2 separate regions of the Homo sapiens genome follow, and region 1 is linked to region 2. A link is an interaction called in ENCODE POLR2A ChIA-PET data of the cell type or tissue named here. Cell type or tissue: MCF 10A. All regions are shown on one strand. Each heading gives the region's core, and the rest is flanking DNA. Links, peaks and the distances in the headings are about the cores only. Region 1 overlaps DNM3 (dynamin 3). Region 2 has its middle 23 kb from the start of DNM3.

Region 1 (12,176 bases), core at 2,324-7,323, 340 kb after region 2:
CTGGCCTTTTCAGGCAGATTTTAAGTGAGAGCATACTAGCAGTGTAGTCTGCTGCCTGCTTACACCCTCAAAAGCTGACAAGCATCATCTGAATGCTATGTGCTATGAGCTCCCGTTGAATTCCATGTTACAATCAGACTTTAAAATGAGGGCTGGTTCCCTTGGACAAGAGAATCATGGTGTCCTCAGGTCACTGACAATTTTAGAATATTGACTCCTGATGTCTTTTGGCATCACCAGTATTTTATTTCCTTAGTGTGACTCAAAAATGAATATGCATGATATCCTAAGGAAAAAATACCTGTATGTGCATAATATAAGGACACAGAAACTACTTTTTTTTTTGCAGGGGTGGAGAAAGTACCCTTTCTGTGGATGGGGATACATGTTAAGCATAATGGCTACAAGGAAGCATGTGTGTGAAGGGAAGCTTTCTGCTTTACCCAGAATACCTGCAATTATGCAGTAGGTCATTTTAGAAGCTCTAAGTCTTTAAGTAATGATAGGCATACTTGCGTAATACATAGCACATTGCCTTTATTTTAGGATTTTAATCTTCTAGTATATACAAAAGGGGAAACCCAAATTACATGAATTTCTAAAAGGGTTTGATCCAACATAAGTCTGTTTAGCTGTGTCCATTATAGATACTTTAACTAGCCTTCTCAATTCTGTTCAGTTTCCAGAGAATTTACTCTAGTTTCTAAGGACATATGAGACCATATTAGAATACTTCTATTCATGCCATCATGGAAATTGGCTTTACTTTTACATACCAAAAAAAGTACTTGGCATATAAATTGGTTCATGTTGAAAGGTTATTTACAGGTTGCAAATGAGTATTAATCACATATCTTTATAAACACTTATTTTAGTATTAATCAACTAAAAATGATTTCCATTTGCCACACAGAATCAGATTCAGTGCCATTTCACTGCCACTCAGGAGGAGACTACAAAAGCTATAGAGACAATAACATATACTGTTTTCTGAATTTAGAGGTTTGTTTTGTTTAGTTAGTTAGTATTTTGTTTTGAGCACTGATTTTATGTCAGGGTCCATGCTAGTGTCTTTCACATGTGATATAATTTAATCCAGCAATCCTGAAAGGTAGGATCTCTCCATGGTTACAGATGAGGAAGCAGAAGCTCAAGGAGGTAGTGTCGTGTGGGTATTCTGGAGCCAGCTGGCATGGGTTTGAATCCTGGCTTCACAGCTTGTTATGATGCTTCCTTGGCAAATTATTTAACTTTTCTGACCTCTGGTTTTCTCATCTCTAAAACAGGGTTTTCTGAAAAGAGCTTAGAACAGGGCCTGGCCCAGAGCTAAGCTTTATGCAGGTAGGGCTGCTGCGGGACACACCAGCCACCCAGGATTGTTTTAAAAACACTGTAATGGAAGCTGACTTCTTAAGATAACCATTTGGAGAATCTTTTTGAAAAGCCATCATAACCTTTCTCACCCTTGAGTTTATCTGGTTTTATTACAGATATATGGATAGGTAGACTGATAAATAGATCTAGATATATATGCAATTGTGTGTACAAATGTATGTGAGCATATATATGTGTATATAGTATATGTAAATATGTATATAAGTGTGTATGTATTTGTATATATATTTAAACTAGATCATCTCTATGTGAGAATTATTAACACCAAAATAAATTCTTTTCTCTTTTTAAGGTAATATTATTTTAAGCCTAGCGCATGTGCAGTGTTTTTTTGTAATCTTAAACGTTAGTTTTAGTGTATAGACGTTTCAGTCTTTTTAATTGTTTTAACTTTTGCCTGTCAGAGCTTCATAGCAATAGTTAAAGGTTAACATGGAAATACTGGGTAAGAAATACCTTTGTAATTTTGCAAATGCAACAAGTTATTGGTTTCTATTCGAGTGGAGCTGTCACTGAATGCATTTTAAAACTACACACACATTTTGTGTACTATTGGTTCATTTTTGTTTGGGGAACACTCACTTTACTCCCAATCTTCTGTCTTATAACAAAATGTTTTCCTCTGGTACAATTTACTTTGTTTCCATCTCTCCTCAGGTTCTTCAAGAAAAAACTAGCCTTTGTTTTCATTGGCCAGAATGGATTATGATTGCTTTTGAAATAATGTCTTGTTTTGCTGAAAAGCTAGTAGATTATTAAATAATCATTTTTTCTTTAAAGGATTTGTACTTCATTGAGAATATGTGGGGTGGTCTCAGGTGCTTCCTGGCCAGTGTGTGTGTCAACTACTAGGGCAGGTGCTTGGAGTTCAACTTGCATCCATAGGCATTTTCAGGGTCTCATGAAGTTAGTACTGAGAAGTGCACTAATTGTTGTTTGTTTGTTTTTAAGTTTTCTGAAGAGAGGAAAACAGTGAGGATAAGTGGTATAAAAGGAGTCTTTGTTTGTTTGTTTGTTTGAAACACTCTTCCACTCAGGCTGGAGTGCAGTGGTGCAGTAATGGCGCACTGCAGCCTCGACCTCCTGGGCTCAAGTGATACTCCTACCTCTCAGCCTCCCAAGTAGCTGGGACCACAGGTGTGCACCACCATGCCTGGCTAATCTTAATTTTTTTATTTTTTTGTAGAGAAGAGACTCCCTGTGTTACCCAGGCTGGTCTCAAACTCCTGGACTCATGGGATCTTCCCACCTTGGCCTCCCAATGTGTTGGGATTACAGGCATAAGCCACCGTGCTGGCTAAAAGGATTCTTTTGAATTTGCCAGAAGTAATTGCCTTCTGCTAGTGGTAAAGCCAGTTTGAAGATAATGGACTTCCCTTCCTTTTTTTTTTTTTTTCAGTGATCCCAGACCCAGAAGTTTTTAGTACTACAATTCAATTGGTTAATTTTTGGAAAGTTGAGTCCCTCATTCTTTTTAATCTTTAACAAAGAACAAGAAAGCTAGTGGGAGTTGATTTTCCAGTAAATTTTGCCCTATGTACTTCGTAAATCAACCTTAATTTTAGTTCTATCTTTGTCTTCAGATCATAAAATAATTAGTATTGCTCACCCTGTGATTCTTATACGGGTTAGGTTGGATCTGATTTGAGGTAATGTCAACTGTAACTATTTTATTATTATTTAATTTGATTTTGTTTTAGATTGCATGTTGTAGATTCAGACAAATTTAGATGAATGCCACTTCTGTTGCATTCCCATACTATATCATTTTCAGTGCATTTGTCCTGTGTATGTATATGGGAGGATTTCTGAGTATATCAAATTCCCCACTTAAAGCTACCATTCCCACGGTATGTGTCTCCTTCACATTCATTATAGAGGAATTTTAGTGAGTTTTTTGTGTATGTGCATGCGGACAGAAACTGTTTAGAAGGGCCATGTTAAAAACGGTTTTTAACCATGTAAGATAATTTACATAACTGTGTAAGATAACTTGCTTACCAATGTACAATGTGATTGTGAAATAAAAGCTTTGAATTAACATTCACAGTGAAAACACTAAAGCCAAGTGTTTCGGCGCCCAGAGCAGAAACTGTTTGGTGATTTAGTGTTTGTACAGATTTAATTAGTTATATTTACTTTCAAAATTTCATCTTTCTTTAACAAATTCTACTTCTTTGAAGTTAAATGAAACCTTTGCTTTTTTGGATTCAACTGAGATATCAGAGAAGGAGCATTAGAATTGATTGGTTCAAGTTCAGCTGTGCCATTTCCTCATTTGTCAAATGGTGTAAAGAAAGATACCTACCTCAGAGGTGGTTGGGAGGCCTAATTCGATGATATGGATAAAATAAATTGGGATGCTTTTGAAAACATTCTGCAACAAGTTCATACGGCAACAGTTTGGAGGATTGCCATGGCAATGCCTTAGGGAAAGTGGTTATGGTGTTGTAGCAAATACCATTTCTACCCTTGGTGACTTTTATGTTGTCCCTGAACATTTACAGAGAATAGGAGCAGAGAATATTAAACTAGTTATTTTATCAAAAGGCAGTGATATGTGTTAATTTCCCATACTTCAATATATGCATCAATCACATGATCAGAAAGCATTCAGTAAAACAGGCTTATTAGTTTTTGCCCTTCTTCCTCCTCCTCTTTTCCACTATTTCATCTTTTCTTTCCATCTTTCCTCCATTCAGCACGAAACTTTCTCTGAGTATTCCTCTTCTCTCCAGCCCCTATTCGTCCTGTTTCTTTTTTAGAACATGAAGTTGGAATTGAGGTTATTGGTAAAAAAATGTGTTAGGTTATTTAATAAGATTTTGTTTCTTCTCCTTAAATTTTCAGTCAGATGAATTAAACCCTAGGTGTGCATTCTTAAAAACAAATAGCTCCCAAACTAATTGCTTTGATACTTCCATGTGGCCTTTAAAGTAATTTTTCTATGAGCCAGTAGCTTTTGAATTTTTTAAACATTAAGTGTCTTCAGAAGGGTGGAGAAAGAAGGATGGAGTTACAGATTGATCATATTTTTATTTAAAAGCAGTTTTCTAAGGTTCCAAAGAATATTGCATACCAAATATTTCCAAATAACATATATAGACCTTATCGTCTGTTCCATTCATTCGTTCATTCATTCGTTGCTTGTGACCTGCTGATTCTTCTTAAACTGTCGTTTCACTTATTCTGACATTTATATCTTATCTTTCTAACTTGATTAGAAGCATCTTGAGGTCCAGGGCCATGCCTGTAGTTTCTAGGTATGCTCTACAATGGTTTCCCAAATGGAATCAGGTGAATAAACACATATTAATTAATCTGAGATTTTCTTGAATGGAAGGAGTCAAAGAAAGAGGATTCCTTCTGAGTAAGAATCAAGGCCACTAAAAAATCACCTTCCTAGTTTACATTATATAATCTTTATTTACCTGTATAAAGATTTTAAAACTGAGTTGAAGAATGCCACAATGTGTAGGCCATTTTTGGAGCATTTGAGAGTGTGTTTAGAAGTGCCACAAAATGCTACAGATGCCATCTGACTTAAAATTCACTCACGGAGTAGTTTATTTAGATGTGTGTTTGCTGGGAATCTACTACCAGGAGAAATGTGGAAACCACATGAAATTCACTACATAAAGAAATCTGGTTTCCATTTCTGTACTGCATTTTGTGCTAGCAGGAAGAAGATAAACAAGCTGTTTAAAACTAAAGTGAATGGCAAAGGAATTCCATTTTTAGATCCCACCCCGTAAATGTATTTTGGAATTTGCAAAACCTAATCCTATCACATAGGTCCTTTAAGAAGGGAGAAAATGTGTTGAGTCTTCTAGTATTAGCTATCTCAGTGGAATGGATGAGTAATTTTGTTTCCTGTTGATGTAGTGTAGTAATACAACTATGACATGTGCTTCAGTTAAAATTAAAACGAAAGTCTCATTCTAGTCTTTGGTAGGCAGACATTATTCTGAGAATGAGAAGAGGGAAGGAAGCAAGAAAAGGCTCTTTTCTGTTAGTTTAAGATCACCCCTTTTAAGGAGAGGAGAATTTTATCCTAAGTTTTAATATAGCTATTTAAAACTCTGTATATGAAAAGGTATATGAGTAAGGCAGATGAGAGGAAAAAGATTGAACTGTTTTTATTTTGAGAAAAATATTCTGGAGGTTCCTTTTAAATTTTCTATTTAGTGATCCTTATACAGTTTAAATATGTTATGAGATTGCCATTTAAAGAGGAACACACTCAGTTAAGATAAAATGTATTGTGATTAATAAAAATGTTAATATTTGAAACATAAAGGCCAACCATACAATTGTGATTTTCCTTTAATAAACATGACCAAATCATACATACCTATGTTTAGGAGTAATAAACATGCATTTCTCAACTTGGTAGGCCTTGTGCTTTGCAAAAAAAAAAAAACCTGTAATATTTTTATAAGATCAGGAAGATCATAACATTAAATTGTTCATTTACTTAAGTAAATTAAAACTTTCATTCCATGGCTTAATTTCTCTCCTGCTTTATGGTGGAGAAAAGAAGCTAATTAAGGTTTATTTTATATACTCTTATTTAATATGGTGCTTGTTTGTATTTTTGTTAGTTTTACTATTGTAACTTCTGCTCTGGTGATTTTTTAGCTGGCTACACTTAATAATTAATACATAATTTGTCTAAGCCTACACTCAGAGCCAAGGGGCTTTATATCTATGGAAAGTGCCATTTTTCAGGTGAGATGTAAAAGTAAACATCCAGTTATGTCATTCTTTTATTTTTTCACTCACTCCATGAACATTTATCAGACGCCTGTGATGTTAGACTCTGTCCTGGAGATACTAAGGTAGAAAATACAAACTTTATACCTTCAAGGAGTTTGCTTGGGATGACTAAGGGGCAAAAACAATTGTTAAGAAGAAAGATAGTGATTTTAGTATTTCAGATAAATATAAATCTACACATAAGTTTAGATTTATCTAAAAATATTATATGGTCTGTTTAGCCAATGCTAAACCATTGGTTGTTGTTAGGCAGTAGAGTGCAGTGACTGAGGGAGAGACTAAGGAGCTAGAAGGCCTTGGTGTGCGTCCAGCTTGACTGCTTACTTTGCTGTGTGACTTGGTGAATGTTATTTATCATTTGTGGCTTTTTTCATCCATAGAACGAGGATAATAAGTGTTTCTACTTCATAGGGATGTTGGAGGACTATATGGATTAATCTGTGGAAGCTTTCAGCATAGTGTCCAGTGTATATTAAGCACTTAAAAAAATGTTAGCTTCAGGGATGATTTCCAAAATATTTAGCAACCCAGACAGTAGGGGCATCAACCAGTAAGAACTGCTGTTGGCTGTAAAAATCTAATATGACCACCCCAGTGTTTATGGTATAGATAACAGCTCAGTTAGCCTTCATCAGTTTTATTGTTTCTACTTAAAACTCATGCTCCATCCCCATCCTATCCTATGGACAATGGCTCCTGGACCAGGCTCTGTAGTACTAACAGACTGTGGACTTACTAGGTGCCTGCAATTTATATTTTTGTAATCTTCTTAGTTTTGAGTACCTAGACTTAGTATAGATTTATTTCATGTTCCAGACGATTCAGGATGTTTTTCTTACCTAATAATTCCTAGAAAGACACTAGAGCCAAGCCTTGGGTTCCCTACTTTTTTTCGCCTAATGTTGGCAAGTAATTGTTATAATGTAGGTGTTCATTTTTTTCTCCTCCTTTCCCTCCTCCTCCTCCTGTTTTTTTCTGGAAGAGAAAAATTATATCTAAAGCTAATTGCCTTAAATTCTTTTTTAGAAAGTGATTGTATACTATAAATAAACTAACTCTTTTCAGTAATCGCTCATTTTTTTATTTTTGCAGTAAGGATAGAATGTATGTAAGAGCATTTAGGACATATAAAGCATTAAAGGACATATAAAGTGCAAAAGACATTGTCCTTTTAAGTTAGAAGACTTGATTCCCAACACTGCCACTTGCTAGTTACTTAACTGTAGTTAATTCACTCTGTGTTACATTTTTCCATCTGCAAAATTGGGAGTAATAGAACCTTTCTCATAGAGCAGGAGACCCCCAACCTTTTTGGCACCGGGGACTGGTTTCATGGAAGACAATTTTTCCACAGATCAGGATGAGGTGGATGGTTTTGGGATGATTCAAGTGCATTAAATTTATTGTGCACTTTATTTCTATTATTATTCCATTGTAATATATAATGAAATATGTATACAACTTATCATAACGTAGAATCAGGGGGAACCCTGAGCTTGTTTTCCATCATCTGGGGATGATGGGAGACAGCGACAGATCATCAGGCATTAGATTCTCATAAGGAACACACACCCTAGATCCCTTGCATGTGCAGTTCACAATTGGGTTTGCACTCCTGTGAGAATCTAATACTGCTGCTGATCTGACAGGAGGCAGAGCTCAGGTGGTAATTCAAGTGATAGAGAGCAGCTATAAATATGTATGGCCTGGTTCTTAACAGGCCAAGGACTGGTACTGCGTTCGTGGTTCAGGGGTTGGGAACCTCTGCCATAGAGTATTGTGAGGATTAAACAAGATAATACTTATCAAGCATTTAGGACATACATTTCAGTAAATTCATTTAATTTATTGTATTTATGAAGCACTTAGGATATACAGTTGACCCTCTGAATTCCATGGGTTTCACATCTGTGGATTCAACCAATTGCAGATTGAAAATATTTGAAAAAAATTGGGTCTGTACTGAACATGTACAGGCTTTCTTCTTGTCATTATTCCCTAAACAATATGATATAACAACTATTTACACAGCATTTACACTGCATTAGGTATTATAAGTGATTACTTACAATCTTTAAATAAGATGATTTAAGGTATACAGGAGGATGTACATAGGTTGTATGCAAATATGGTGCCATTTTATATAAGGGACTTGAGTATCTTTGGATTTTGACATCCATGGTAGGTCCTGGAAACAATCCCTCACAGACACCAAGAGACAACTGTAGTTAACATTCAGTAAATTCACTTAATGTATTCAGCAGGTATTTAGAGTACTTACTATGTGCCATACAGTATTCTAGGCACTGGGGATACAGCAGTAAATTTAACAGACAAAAATCCTGCCTGCATGATAATAAAGTGCAAACAATATAGTAAGGAAAGAGAATAGAAAATCTGGGAATGGGGTTGCAATGTTAAGTAGCATGGTTAAGAAAGGTGGTATTTGAGATTATATTGGCAAGCAGTGAGGAAGTAAGCATGCGGATGACTGAGGAAAGAGCCTTTCAAATGGTGGGAACAGTATGTGCAAAGACCCTGAGGCAAGAGTGTGCCTGGAGGCCAGAGGAGCTAGAATAAGGTGAGGGGAAGAATAGGAGTAGATAAGGTTGATAACTGGGACCTGCTTAAGATCTGAGTGGTACAATGATGGGCATGGAGAGGGGATCAGGAATGTACCAGTGAAGGTTTCTTGGAGGAGAAGGTAGATCTGGAAAACAGAGAGACCATGAAGAAGCATATGAAAAAAGGAGAACATTCCTGCTAGTGGGAAGAACATGAGCAAAGGCACAGGCAGTGGAAAAGACAGACCTAGAGAACATCCAGGATCGCCTGTCCAGAACAGACAGTGTGCAGTGAGAAGAGAGGGAAACAAGGTTGAATAAATGAGTGAGATGGATGATGGAGGCCTTGAAACCTAGGCAGAGGACTTTTGGTTTCTACTGATTAGAAAGATGTTTCTAGTCAATAGAAGCAAACCAATGAAAAAATCTAAAGTCCAAATTTAAAATCAATATATAAACTAACTCTCTCTTGCTAAAAGATACTGTTTGGGTTTGTTTTCAGAGACAAGTAAAGAATTTAAAGTTTTATTGATAGGTTTGATGTAAAATAGAGAAAAAGTTTTGATACTTAAAAAAAGTGTTTACTATTAAATAAAAGATTCCCTAATACTCTACTATGTGAGCTACAGTTATAAGCATTATGGCTTAATAAATTAGGTGTTACTTTATTAAAATAATAATCCTTTATGAATAATCTTAGTGTTGATAAAAACATGCTGGGGATCTTGTTCTCTTCTTTCTGCACATGATCAAGCTTTAAACCTAAGCGTTGTTTTGCTTGCTGCTATGTATGTATGATCACATACTCACAAATAAGGGGCAAAATGAGAGAGGCAGTGAGTCAAGTCATCTAAATGGTCACATTCGTCCTTTGGAAAATTATCTTGCAACTTGAGACCCATTGGCATTATTTATTAATTACTGCCTCTTTTTACATTCTACTTAATGCCAAGCTATGCAAAAAAGTTATGGTTGGAGAAAAAAGCCGTCTATGGAAAAGAACAAGCATTACCTGTGTGTGAGTCCTACTAGATTCATCAGACTTTTGTCTTCTTTGCCTCACACTTTTTAAATGTATTATCTTCAGAAAAAGCATTTTTACTTGAAAATAAGTTTGTGTTTCTGCTACAGCAAGTTCATCTCACATTGAGTTATTGTCCAAGACTGCCGTGGTAAATATAGTCTGCTCCACCTAGAACTGAACTTATTTTCATATGGATTGGTCCTCCTCAGAAATTTAGCATGTGTATAAACATGTTTCTTTAGCTTTCAAATGTGAATGAGATCCAGTGCTAAGTTGATTTTCATGAAATCTATCTTAAGAAGTAGATGATGTGACTATCAATTGTGTACAGGATAGAATGTTAGGAAACTTTTGATTCTATTCCTGCCTTTTATTTTGCAGCAGGAATTTGGCAATGTGTGTGCTCCCTCTGTTGTTGAGTTTCTTGAGTGTCTTCATGAAATAGATGCAAAATATCAGCTAATGGCCACAATAGATTTTCACTAAAAGGCTACACGAAATTATTAATTCTGTTTGTGCTGTAAAATGTGAATTACAGTCATGCATCACTTAACAATGGGAATACATTTAGAGAAATGCATCCTTAGGTGATTTCATCCTTGTAGAAATATCAGAGTGTATTTACACAAACCTAGGTGGTAGAGCCTGCTATATACCTAGGCTATATGGTATATAGCCCATTGCCCCTAGGCTATAAACCCATACAGCATGTTACTCTACTGAATACTGTAGGCAGTTGTAACACAATGGTATTTGTGTATCTAAACGTGCCTAACAAAGAAAAACTACAGTAAAAATACAGCATAAAAGATAAAAAAAAAAAAAAAGGTACACCTGTAAAGGGCGTTTACTATCAACCGAGCTTTCAGGACTGGAAGTTACCCTGGGTGAGTTAGCGAGTGAGTGGTGAGTGAATGGGAAGGCCTAGGAAATTACTGTATGCTACTGCAGACTTTAGAAACACTGTACACTTGGGCTACTCTAAATTTATGCAAATATTTTTTTCTTCAACAATAAAGTAACCTTACCTTACTGTAACATTTTTACTTTATAAACTTTCAAATTTTTAAAAACTTCTTGACTATTCGTAATACAGCTTGAAACACAGACATTTAACAACTGTAAAAAAAATTTCTTTTTTAATATCCTTATTCTATATTCTTTTTTGATTTTTAAATGTTTTTATTTTTTACTTTTTAAATTGTTTTGTTAAAACATATAGACACAAACACACACATTAGCCCAGGTCCACACAGGATTGGAATCCTCCATATCATTGTTTTCCACCTTCACATCTTGTCTTACTGGAAGGTCTTCGGTGGCAGTAACATGCATGGAACTGTCATCTCCTTTGCTAACAATACCTTCCTCTGGAATGCCTTTTCCAGGACCTGCCTATGACTGTTTTACAGTTAACTTTAGGACAAAAAACAGGTAGAAGGAGTACATTCTAAAATAATGAGAGATGTATAGTATAGTAAATATACAATTCAATAGCATAGTTGCTTATTATCATTATTAAGTACTATATACTGTATATAATTGTATGTGCTAGACTTTTATAAGACTGGCAGCACAGTAAGTTTGTTTACACCAGCATCAGTATAAACATGTGAGTAATGTGTTGCACTACAATGGCTATGAACCCATAGGAATTTTTCAGCTCCATTATAATTTTATGGTACCACCATTGTATATGCAGTCTGTCATTGACTCAAATGTTATGTGTTGCATGATAGTGACTTAAAATCCTAAGAATTACCTTATTAATAGGCTGAAACACACTGTGTAAATCAATACCAGTTTATTAACTTTGGTCCGATGGCTGGATTATTTACTCTTTTCTTCAGTGATTTTCATGACAGACTTCAGAATAAGTTTGCTAGTCTTTGGATGACCCTGGATTAGGCCGTGGTTTTCACCTCCTATATATTATTATTATATATATGTATATATTTTATAATAATATATATGATCCAGATACAAAGTGGTGCTTGCCATTCAGTGAAACAGTGGATAAAGAACAGAAAGCAGTTCAGGAGGAACAAACGAATGGCACTAGGAAGGAAGACAACAGAGCACTCGAATGTTATCATGGGCCGTTTCTCAGCCTAACTTCAGCATTATGAGACACTTATTAAGAATTTTTTAAAAGTTTATCACAGTATTAGAGTGAAATAATAGGGATATGAGATAAATCAACAGAGTGTTGCTGGAATGGGATAAAGAGAAGATAAAAATCAATCAAGAAAAATGCTTCCCCTTTGCTTGACATTGGTAATGAGACATGACTCCATTTAATACCTACATTTTAAGAGAGATATGAAAAATTTGAGAGGGGTACCACAAATGAGCAACTAAATGATTCAGGACTGCAATCTGGTAATGTAATTGGTGGGGGCCTGAGGAGGACT
Region 2 (12,176 bases), core at 2,351-7,350:
ACTTTTTGTTACAGAAAAAATAAACCACTATCTAGTTAAATCATTGTAACTGAATTTCTGTTCCCTTGCAGCTAAATACACTCTTAACTGACATATATACATAATATAGTGGAAAACATTAGAAACCTGGATTCAAATTCCTTTTTCATTATTTGTTATCTATGAGACATTAGGCAACCTACATGGATCTCACTGAATTTCAGTCTCCAAATATGTAATTGTTATTAATAATACCTATCTTGCAGGGTTACTAGGTGGATTACATGAGATAATCTGGAGTGAAATGGTCTAGCACAGTCCCTGGTACACAGAAGAACCTCAACAGATTAAAAAAACTGTGTAGTTGGACATGTCCCTAAATGAGGCCCTTGAGACCATTAAAATAGATGCTGATTTTATTGAGGGGCAGCCTTGCTCTTGGGATGCACATTGATACATACTTGGGATGATCTGTTGTTGGGTGGAAAGATAATATTAAAAATTCTATTTAGATTTATCTTCATTTTATCTTTTAAATATTTTAATTCTGAGGATGTTCTATGTATAGGTACAGAAACAGAGTATAATTTATGAATAAAAAATTAAATATATGGGATGTATAATAAAAAAAAGCTTTGGAGACCACTTTAAGCATTGTTTACATTATTATCACTTGGGTTGCTTGTTGGAAAAAAAAAACTTCCAGGCCCCCCTGAATCAGTGGCTCTATGATGGGACCTTGAAAACTTAAAAACCTGCTGAGATGATTCTTACGTTAACCCAAGTTTTAGAATCAATTATTAGAGGAATTTCTTTTTCTATTCCTAAGAGTCATGGTGCTAATTTTTATAGAATTATGAGCCCTTAATATTTAGATTCTTTCCTAGCTGCATGTAGTAGCATAACACTGATAAACTCATGATTAGTATTCAAGGTTATTAAGCCTGAACCTCAAATACATCTGATTGACTCTAGACCTGCCAAAAGTAAAATTAGAAAGTAGGTAAGATTTATCTTTTTGATCTTTGTTTCCTTGTTTCAGGGTCACCAGATCCTCCTCCTCCTGCAGGCTCACCATGGCTTCAAAAGAATTCAGTGTTCTGCAAGACTCTTCAGTCCTACTACTGCTCTCTATTGAGATTGGATCATGTGCCCATAATCCAAGAGATTTCCTTCAAATCTGTGTACCAGGTAAAACCACCCCTGTGGTAATAATGAACTACTGAGGGAGACAGTCTGGGTAATGAATGAAAAGAGCCTGGTTTGGGAATTATTCATATAACAAACACCTAAAAATACATACGGAAGCCTTTTTATGTGACAGGCACCATCTTAGGCACTGTGAATCTAAAATTAGAAGTGGCTGGTGCAGGCCAGGTGTGGCGGCTCACGCCTGTAATTCCAACATTTTGGGAGGCTGAGGTAGGAGGATTCCTTGAGGTCAGGAGTTTGAGACCTGCCTGGCCAACATGGTGAAACCCCATCTCTACTAAAAATACAAAAATTAGTAGTGGTGGTGTGCACCTGTAATCCTGGCTACTTGGGAGGCTGAGGCAGGAGAATCACTTGAACCTGAAAGGTGGAGGTTGCAGTGAGCTGAGATTGCGCCACTGCACTCCAGCCTGGGCGACAGAGTGGGACTCCATCTAAAAAAAAAAAAAAAAAAAGGGGCTGATGTAGTGGTGCAATGCAGTGATGCGGTGGTGTTTACAACCAATCGATCACAACCAGTAACAGATTTCTTTGTTCCTTTGTTCCTGCTCTGTTCCCACTGCTTCATTTGACTACACTAAAAATAAAATAAAATAAAATTAGAAGTAAATTACTGTTGTTCTTAGTTTGAAAGAATGTGAAGATTAATGTGGAGAAACACACAAAAACCATTCATGACCACAAAGTGACTGCTTTCATATCGGTATGAACAAAAACACAGGCAAAGACTGTGCCACTCTGCTTAGGGGAGACGTGGGTGGCTTCCAGAAAATATACTGCATGAGCTGAAGGATGGGGAGTTTGCCAAGGGTGAGAAGAGTGGTTTAGGCAGAGGACTTGGCTGGGCAAAGACCCAAAACAGAAGACATCTGGAGGATTCTAGAAACTTGAAGTGGTTTGGTTTTTCTGAAGCATTAGGTTTGTGGTGGGAATGTCAGGAAATGTGAGTAGGGCTCAACTATGCCATGCAAAGGAGTTAGGTTTCATACTCTTAGCAACTGGGAGCCTTGGAAGGATTTTGAGGCAGAGAGATACCATCAGATTTATGTGTTATAAAGATCACTCCAGCAGCAGAATGGAGGCTACATTGGAGGCAACATCAGTCTAGAGGAGAAAGACCAGTCAGAAATCTAGGTCTTGACCAGGTGAGAGACAATGATGGGGTGGAGAGGAGGGAATGGATTTGAAAGATAATAACAGGCTCAGATCAATAGGACTTGGTGATTGACCTCATGTGAGCTGAGAAGGACTCAGGTTTCTGGCTCTAGTGATTAGGTGAATGGTAGGGCCATTTCTCTGAAATAGGATTCTGGAGGAGGGGGCACCACCTCCCTCTGCTGACCCCAGTTCTGCCACTCACTAGCTGTCTGCACCTGACACGTTACTTGACGTTTCTAAGTCTCATTTCTCTTCATCTATAAAATGAAGTTGTGACCTTAGCTGTAATGGTATGTAGGGGGCACTCCATCCATGAAGACTACCAACAATAACAATCCAAGAAAATCATTATTTTGAACGTTAAAATATGTATTTTACTTTCTCCAAGTAATACAATGCTTTAGCGTAGTAAAAAACGCATATGCCTTCAGAAAGTCTTGAATTATGTACATATATATAGTCGTATTGACTTGTATTTGCATAAAGAAGCAGTGGAAAGACATACAAAGGACTATTTCATAATAGTTACTTAAGGGATGGGGACAGGTGCATGGGCTGGGGAGGATGGGGAGGACGAAGACAGGCACAGTAACAAGGTTTTTCAGTAGGTTCTCTTTCACATTGTTTTAATTTTTGAGCCATGGTTGTATCACCTATTTAAAAATATGAAAATAAGGTTGATGGGTGCAGCAAACCACCATGGCACATGTATACCTACTTATCAAACCTGCACGTTCAGCACAAGTATCCCAGAACTTAAAGTAAAATTATTAAATAAATAAAATAAAACATATAAAAATTAAAACATAAAATTTGGGGTGACTTTAATGGTGTGAATTTCAGGCAAGTGTTCAATGGTTCTCACCAAAAGGCCTGGGGTTCTTTTACCCCCATTGTTTTTTGCTTAACCCGTGTACTTTCCGGAGTTTTCTTCCCAACTTTTTCTCTTGGCTAACTCCCACTTCACCTCAGGTCTTGGCTCAAATATCACTTTCTTCCCGTATCCTCACTTTCTCTGCTATCCTGTGTGCTTTAGATTCTCCTCTCCTGTTTTCTCACGGGGTGTTATGAGAACTGCTGCTGTGATTTTTCTCACATTGGGCTGTAATTATTGATTAACTTGTCCTTCTACCCATTTGACTATGAACGCTTTGCCTCTATTCATAGCTTATAATAAATGTTCAAGAAATTTTTATTGAATGAATCCTGCCATGTAGGTGTAGGGACCTTATACCATGGAATTCTGGAGACAGCTTCGATTTCAAGCATTTGTTCCTTTGTTTCCTTAAGCACTAATCAGGCCAATGTACTGATTCTTCCTTTTCTCCCTACTCCCTTCCCTTCCCCTCCCCTCCTCCCTCCCTCCTTCCCTCCTTCCCTTCTTTTTTTTCTTTCTTTTTCCTTTCTTCCTTTTTCTAAAATACACATAAATGTGCTCATCTATTCTGGTCTTAATTGTAGTTGCTGAGTAAGAAGTAGAAATCTTTCAGCTCTGATGTTGACACAAACAAAGGCAAAAAATTATTTTTATATAATCCCAGGGCTGAAGGGAAACCAGGGGACTTAAAAGAAATTTAGAAGCTGTGTCTCTTCTATACGTAGACTGTGAGCTCTTTCAAAGCAGAGATGGCATCTTTTCCACCTTTGTGCCTCTGGTATATTGCACATGGCCTGTTACCTAGTATGTGCTCAATAAATGAGTGCTAAACTTAATTACAAAAATTAACATGGCATATTTTGCCTTCTCTTGAGAATTTTTGTCTGAAGTTGAAGAACTCTGTATTTTGAAAATTAAATCTATACAGAAGTAGGAAAATGGTAAAAATTATGGAATCGAGGGATAGATAGACCTGGATTCAAATTCATATTCTTTTTTCATCATTAACTGTAACTGCATGGCCATAGCTAAACCACTTAACTCATCTGAGCCTGTCCTCATTTGTAAAACACACACACACACACACACACACACACACACAGTCTCCCATGGTTATTAAAATAATTAAATGGGATAACCTAAGTAAAGGCCTTAGTACATGCTGAACACTTGGTACTTGCTTATTGTTATTTCATTGAACATGTTATGCTCAACAAGTTATCTAGCTAATATATGCAAAGTTTTGCAAGGCCAGGCCAAAGGCACAGGTCTTAAAATTATAAAAGCTGAAGGAGTTGCAACCAAGAAAGGAAATAATTAGGGAAGAGAGACTGGATCAGAAGCCAGGCAGCTAAGGGTACTGGCTTTTCAAATTGTGTTCTTTTGTTAAGACTAAAATTGGAAGACAGGAGAAGCAGGGCTTTTGGAATTGTGGATACCAAGCACCACTAAATGATTAAAGCAAAGTGCAGTGCTGGCTGGTGGCCGTGTGCTTGTTATCTTGGAAGTGCAACCCTTGTGTCCTGTATCTGATTCATTTTCAACAATTTTTTTTTTTTTTTTGTGGGTGGGGAAGAAAGAGGAGGGATGACAGAGAAAGGTTGGAAGATACACAGGAGAGATATTTGAGGGGAGGAGCAAATAGACTAATATTCTCAGTGCTTTTTAACTCATTGATTGCCAGGAGCCTGGGTGAGGCAAAGCATTGGTTTATTCAGCTTTTATTCAGCTCAGTGCCCTGTTGACAACACAATGTGTCTGAGTCACAGGGGGTCAAGTGACTGTAGCTTCTCTGATGAGTCACTGTCTTGTTTCCACTAATGTCTCCGTGGCTGGGGCCAATTTGTTTACTGAGAGAAAGCTACAGCTGTCTGCAGGTACAGACATTTGTACTCCAGAACTTACCAGCAGAGCCAAGCAGTGTGGATGTGAGGAGCTTTTGCACTCCTGGAAGGTCCTCACGGGTAACAGGCAGTGGGAGCTGCTTGATGTGATATGATGATGCTCTTTCCTTTGATTTGGTATCAAGAGAAGCAACTGTTTAGAATTAGAGCTCAGAGGATTGAGCAAGAGTTAGAAGGTGGGAACAGGACTAACATATATCACCCAGGAACCCAGTAAGACATATGGCATATTCACAGTAGGCAATTGAAGGGTGCTGGGTAGAGAGACTATTCACAAGGGTGTGAGCAGGGTTCAGGGAAACCAGCAAGGGATGGTGCAGGGTCTCAGAGAAAGCAAGTGTGGGGAGCCATTACTTGGCTGAAGAAGCATGAGTGGGGAGAGTGGCTATTGGAGCACGGGGGAGTAGAAGTTGGAGAAAGTCACCTGAGAGGAGCAGTGGCCATCATCTTAAGGCCACAGTCAACTTACAGTGAACCAACAGGGATGGAGTCAGGGTTATACATACCCACTTCACTCTCCTCCCACTCTCCCATTGGAGACCCTTATATTGGCCACATCTTACTGAAAGCCAGAGAGAAGGGAGTTGTTGACGTTGGCCACGCAGGCCAGCTCCTGAGGAAGAGAGCAGGGTGGAGAAGCTGGAGAGTGGCTCTGGGGGGATGCAGAAAATATCTAGCACAAGTCACTAGCTAGACAAGCCAGTTACCTCATGTGGGTCTCAGTTTTAATCATCGGTGAAATGGGAAAATCACTCTACCTTTTTGGCAGTGTTGTGAGAGTGGAGTTAGATAAAAGGATTTGAAAGGCCCTGAAGCGCTCTGCAAATGTTGAGTAAGAAGTTGCTCTATAGCTGCTACTTTTCACAGAGAAGGGAAATACTATGTTACTCAAGTAAATTCCTTCCCTCCTGGTTAGTTCACCACCCCTTCTTGAGATCTTACTTTCATGTAGCGCATACTGGATGCCAGGAGTGAGCATGGGGAACAAAGATGGGTGGGCTATAAAAAAATGTGATGACAGTTATAAGACATAGCCAATGCTCCGTCAATAGCCTATAATATAGTTACAAAGAAAGATATAAATAGGTGTGTAGTGTGTGTGTGTGTGTGTGTGTGTGTGTATGTGTGTATGTATTCCTATATCAATGTATGAAATGCATGGAAAGATATGAAGGTAATTATCTATCTGTGTAATCATCCATTCATCCATCCATCCATCTACACAAAGTAATGCAACCACATATGCAAAATGGAACAATACATATATAAATAATTAGAACTGGATAGGAACAATAAAAAAAGGGTGTTCAGAAGAATAGAGTTTTGCATTGGAAATTAGGTCTTGAAGTGCCAACCTACTGACCTGTTGGGGATGTTATTGTCCATCCAGGTTTAGAAGTAGACTTTTAAAGAAAGAGAGTAAAGTATTTAAATTTTTTGAGTTTATGTATTTGTTTATTATTCTTTTTATCTCCAATGCTTGGCACAGTATTCTAAAGGCCCTCAAGAAGTGTTTATTAAATGAATCAGTTAACAAAAAAGGTATTTATGCTACTTTATTAAATGAGAGAAGAAAATACATATAATAACAACGCCTGCCTATAGCGTGGTCTCTATGAGAATTCTTCCAGTGCTGTTTGAAATACTGTACCACTGAGGCCAAAGAGGACACAGTGACTGAGCTTAGCATATGCTTTAGGTAAGTGATTTGTGTAAGATTAATGTGTGCATAGATGCAATCTCAAAATTTCAAGACAGAAAATGACTGCTTTTTGGAAGATGTTTATTAAGAGCCTATGGCATGCCAGACATGCATGTCCTACCCATGCTTCTGGAGCTCAGTAGAAAGAGAAGTTGAGTGAGGGTGGTGATAGTTTCCTCATATGGTTGTCAGGTTATTGTAAAGCTTAAAAATAGTGTTCCTTTTCTGCCATGGGCTTGAAAACAAACAAACAAACAAAAACAAAACAAAACAAAAATAGTGTTTAGCACTCAAATACCTTTGCATAAGTATTAATAGTCTAGGATTCAGGGTGTGGTAATGAAAGGGAAAGTTAAAGTAACACCATCTAAACGTTTCTAGGCAAATGTAAGTGGAAATGATACTGGTGTGGGACTATTCAGAATCACTGCTGTGGATGCAGAAAGCACTGGCTCTGAGCCCATGGGGCACAGCCCAGAGAACAGAGCTCTGCAGCGAGGCCAATGCTTCTTGGTCTTTGGATAAGTTGATAACTCTTAGGAGCTCTTGGGATTGTCTGAAGGCTGTGGGGGGAAAAGCACAGCCTGCACCTACTATTAGCTCCCTGCAGAAGAAAGAAGAGAACATGGCCCATTCAAAGTCATGTTTTTTTCCAGCTCTGCTCTCTTCCCTAGTCTCCAGGCTGCAGGCATGCAAGGCTGAAATCAGGCTTCCAATGACCAAAGAAAAACTGTGCCACATCCCAACCTTAAAACAAGGCTGTCAAGCCCTGATCAAGGGCTGTGGATGATACAGGGTTTATATGTATAGATGGGCCCTCTCTGTTGATTGTTTAAATTCAGGTAACATTCACATAACACAGAATCATTTAAAAGTATACAATTCGGTGGCATTTAGTAAATTCACTGAGTTGTGCAACCATCATCACTATCTAGCTCCAAGACATATTATTTTCGTCACCCCAAAAGGAAATGCAATATACATTAAGTAGTTGCTTCCCATTCTCCTCCCAATCCAATTTCTGGTAACCACCAATCTGATTTGTCTCTAGGGATTTATCTATTCTGGATGTTTCATATAAATTGAATAATACAAAATATGATCTTTTGTGTCTGTCTTTTTTCACCTAGCATAATGTTTCCAAGGTTCATCCATGTTGTAACATGTTGGTGCTTCATCCGACACATTTTTTGGCTGAATAATATTCCACTGTGTGGATGTACCACATTTTGTTTATCTTTTATCAGTTGATGGAAATTTGGGTTATTTCTACCTTATGGCTATTGTGAATAGTGCTGCTACAAATATTTGTGTACAAGATTTTTTTAAATACCTGTTTTCAATTACTTTGGGTATATACCTACAAGTGGAATTGCTAGGTCACATAATAATTCTAGTTTAACTTATTGAGGAGCCACCAACTGTTTTCCACAGTAACAGCACCATTTTACATTCCCACTAGCAATGTGTGATGGTCCTAATTTCTCCACATCTTTGCCAACATTTATTTCCCATTTAAAAAATTTTAGTTATCCTAGTGCATATGAAGTAGTTTCTCATTGTGATTTTGACTTGCTTTTCCTGGTGACTAATGATGTTGAACATCTTTTCATTCCCTGTTGCATTTTAACTCAACCAAACTATTTTAAATATGTATCTTTTTTTCTCTTGAGTAGATCTGTAGCAGGATTTAGATGGCATATTCTCACATGTATATTTTATTCAGCTCTCTTTGAGTCACATGGAGCAGGCTACCATTTGCAAATAGAGCCTAACAAACATTCCTAGGTGATGGTGTGGATATGGAAACAGATGAAGGACTTTCTCAGAGGCAATATTTATTAAAACTGTGCTATTAATGGAACATTTTTTTTTGCATTGAAGTTTTATTTTAAAATATGCCCTAGAAAGACAAATGGATCAAATAGCAAACCCTCACTTGGTGGGCTTGAGCATTTCTTAAAGTGGAGCAACCAAAACCCATGGAAACTCTGAGTAATCTCTGATTTTTGGCAAGACTTCCAACTTGTATTTAATGTTAAGATATCCCTCTATGCTTCACTTTTCATCAGTTCACATGTAGAGGATGATGAGCTCTTGCAAAGTCTTGTGGGAGACCCACAGATAAACTTAATTATAGTGAGGTGTTGAGGATCTTTTCATGTGAGCCATCGATTTCAACATCTCTGGCTTGGACTGGATTTCTCCTTCACTTGGCCATCATCTCTTTCTGATGCACATTTCTTGAGGCAAATGGACAAGGTAATGTGTGTCCCATGTGAGCAGGAGAAAATTGAACATCCCAAGAATAGTCTCACATCACAGTTAGGTTTTTTATCTGCAAAAATAGATTTATACTAAAACAGAGAAACGTGGAAAATGATATGAAAATAGAAACCATACTGTGTGCTACCTTTCTTAATAAGTAGGCTAACTCTCTAGAATTGTTAAGTTTAGATGAGTTCAGAAACTATATAATTTAGCACCCATCTTCTCAACTGACCTGGCATTGGCCCAGGTATTGGAGTGATGTCTGCAATCAGGCTCTTCTTGGTAGTAATTTATTTTTCCTACTACTAGTAGTCAACCTCCCTTCCCTAATACTTAAAATTTCTTCTAATAATTAAAAACATTCTAAGATGTTTTAAATTGAGAGCTGAGACTAAATCTTTAGGAAATTAAAAAATTTCAGTGTCACTCTGAAGAATAATACTTCTCTCACCCTGCCAATCATACTCAGCTTTTCCTGAGCTGATCACCTAGTTAGTAGGGTCCTACCTGGGGTCCGTTTGTAGGCTTGGTGGCACATACCTGAATAAAAATTGTCAGAGTAACTGTTTTTCCTGGAGGTAAACTTATGTTAAAATGACTACTTGGTAGTGGGAGAAAACAGCTAAGAAGGGTTGATGATCTCCAGACGGAAGGTCATGAGAAGGTTCCTAAAATATGTTGTCTCCTTTCCACCATCTCCTGTTAGCAACATATAAGGTCAAACATTTTTTGCCACAGAAATAAATGAGGCCAATAGATAGTCATTGGATAAATCTACTTTAGAAGTTTTAGATTTTTTTTTTTTACAGATGAGTTATAAGGTCTTTCCAAATGTGGCCATTATCTTTAGCAGTACTAGAGATGTCTTTATTTCCTTTTCTTTGTAGTTTCTTACCTCTGTGTTTTCGTAAGTGAAAACTTCTGTGAGTTCGTAAGTGCCATCTGTAATCACACTGATTTTGAGTTGTTAGAAACTGGTCTTGTGCATTCTGAGATAGATGCCATCAAAGGGCCAGGAAATATTAAGAATATATAGTGGGATCTCATTACTACATTCTTATTTGGATATTATCTGTTTGACCGAAATGTTCTTTTTTTTTTTCCTTGTAGAATAGCCAGATAAATACAAGGTATTTTGTTTTATTTTGTATATTCCCTAAATCTGGCAACACTACCTCCTGAGCACTTAGCTAAACTATACTTCCCAGTGGATGTGGCCATGTGACTGAGTTCTACCAGTGAAATTTTTGTAGATGTGATGGGCCACTTCTAAGACTGGCCCACAAAAACCTCCCATGTGTGCTCCTGCATGTTCTTTCCAATTGTGTTTGGTTAGGATGGAGAAAACTTCTAGGGTGACTTTGGAAGCTACATGTTGAAGAAAACAGAGGTTCTATTAGACTTGACTGCATGGAGGTAGACCTCCTCACCCTGTCCACGTTGCCTGTACTGTTACGCGAGCAAAAGATAATTTTTTTATTGTTGTTGGGCTCTTGTACATTTTGGGATCTATTACACTTGTTGCATAAATGGCCTACTTAACCAATAAAGATATGCAGTTGGTTAAGCCATTTTGTTGGTAAGTAAATTACTAGATTAGGAGAAAACTTAACATGGAACAGCTAACTTGATAATATGGGAATTATCCATAATTTCCAAAAGCAATGCTACAAAATTGTCTCACTAGGCTTCTATTGTGTAATAGATGACTCTGAAACTTATTGTTTTCTGAGGATTCCAAAAGGAGAGAGGTAGGGAGGGGAGAAAGGGTTGAAAATCTACTTATTGGGCACTATGTCAGCTACTTGGGCTATGGGATCATTAGAAGACCAAACCACAGCGTCATGCAATATACCCAAATAACAAACTTGCACATGTACCCCCCCATTCCCCGAAACTAAAAGCTTTAAAACCTTTAAAAAAGTGTTTTAAAACAACAACCATTTTATTATCTGTCTTAGGAATTTGGGAAGGACTCAGCTGAATGCTGATCAAGATATTTATTGTGCAGTTCAATTCAACAGGCGTTTAATGTGGAAGCCAATCTTTATAATATGTGCCGTGGAGGGAAGCCGCAAAGTAAGTGGCATAATTCTGGCCATCAAGAGGCTTACAATACTGCTAGACTTGCACACTTGAATAGGTACAAAATAATACAGAACACATAGTTAAGATGTTAAAATCATTCCTTTAGCAAATATGTAAGCATCTACAATGTGGCAGGCATTCTACTAGGTGCTGGGTGTATAGCTGTGAACCAACCAAACAAACCAACAAGAAGTCTTACTTCGTGGAGCTTACTTTCAGGAGTCTGTGTGTCAAACAGGAAAAATACAACAACAACCAATAAAACAGTTAATTATATGGGATATTAGAAGATGATAAGTGCCATGAAGACAAGCAAAACAGGGAGAATAGAAAGTGTGTCCGACAGAGTGTAATTAAAACTATTTTTCTGAGTTTAGTTGTTTTTTTGTATTTTTGTTTTGTTTTGTTTTTTAGAGACTTGCTCTGTCACTCAGGCTGGAGTGCAGTTGCACAGTCTTTGTTCACTGCAGCCTCAAACTCCTGGGCTCAAGGGATCGTCCTGCCCAAGCCTCCAGAGTAGCTAGGACTACAGGCTTGAGCCACTGTAGCCAACGGAATTCAGCTTTTTATTGAACATGTCGTAAAAGACCAAAGCTCTTGTCCTCAACATACTCCTCAGATTCTTTATTTGCTTCTGCTTTATTCTCCTTCGTTGAGGCAGTGGTGGTGGAGGGGGCAGGACCTCCTGCTGGTGCAGCACCAGCTGCTGGAGCAGGTCCACTGGCCCCTTCAGTGCAGATGAGGCTCCTGATGCAGACATTGACCAGGGCCTTTGCAAACAAGCCAGGCCAAAAAAATTTAACATTTACACCAGCTGCTTTAATGAGGTCATTGATCTTATCCTCCCTGACAGTCACTTCATCCTCATACAGAATGAAGACCAAATAGATGCAGGCAAGCTGGGAGATTGAGGCCATGGTGTGGGCGAGCCCCTCACCCCCATGTGGACTTAGCTTCCTGGGAAGGGTGCAGAACCTTGGCGGCA

The links. ChIA-PET counts read pairs that join two places held together with the same protein. Peaks named below come from ENCODE experiments on the same cell type or tissue, not always from the same donor. Only the 100,000 strongest peaks of a DNase experiment are listed, where the experiment ranks them.
Region 1: POLR2A ChIA-PET joins it to region 2 with 8 read pairs; 1 of 35 experiments calls an interaction of 5 or more read pairs at or near these places.

Annotation. Positions count from the first base shown.
Region 1 is chr1:172,149,489-172,161,664 of GRCh38, forward strand. All of the region lies in intron 14 of DNM3 (dynamin 3), which reads left to right. Among named protein-coding and RNA genes, the nearest start is that of DNM3OS, 11 kb to the left of the region's middle. In MCF 10A, for the core only: no CTCF peak of the experiment used is centred there; a DNase peak (open chromatin) is centred at 5,273.
Region 2 is chr1:171,812,854-171,825,029 of GRCh38, forward strand. It overlaps the pseudogene RPS15P3 and the pseudogene RPLP1P3. Among named protein-coding and RNA genes, the nearest start is that of DNM3, 23 kb to the right of the region's middle. RefSeq lists enhancers at 4,169-5,155, 5,156-6,141. In MCF 10A, for the core only: no CTCF peak of the experiment used is centred there; a DNase peak (open chromatin) is centred at 5,028.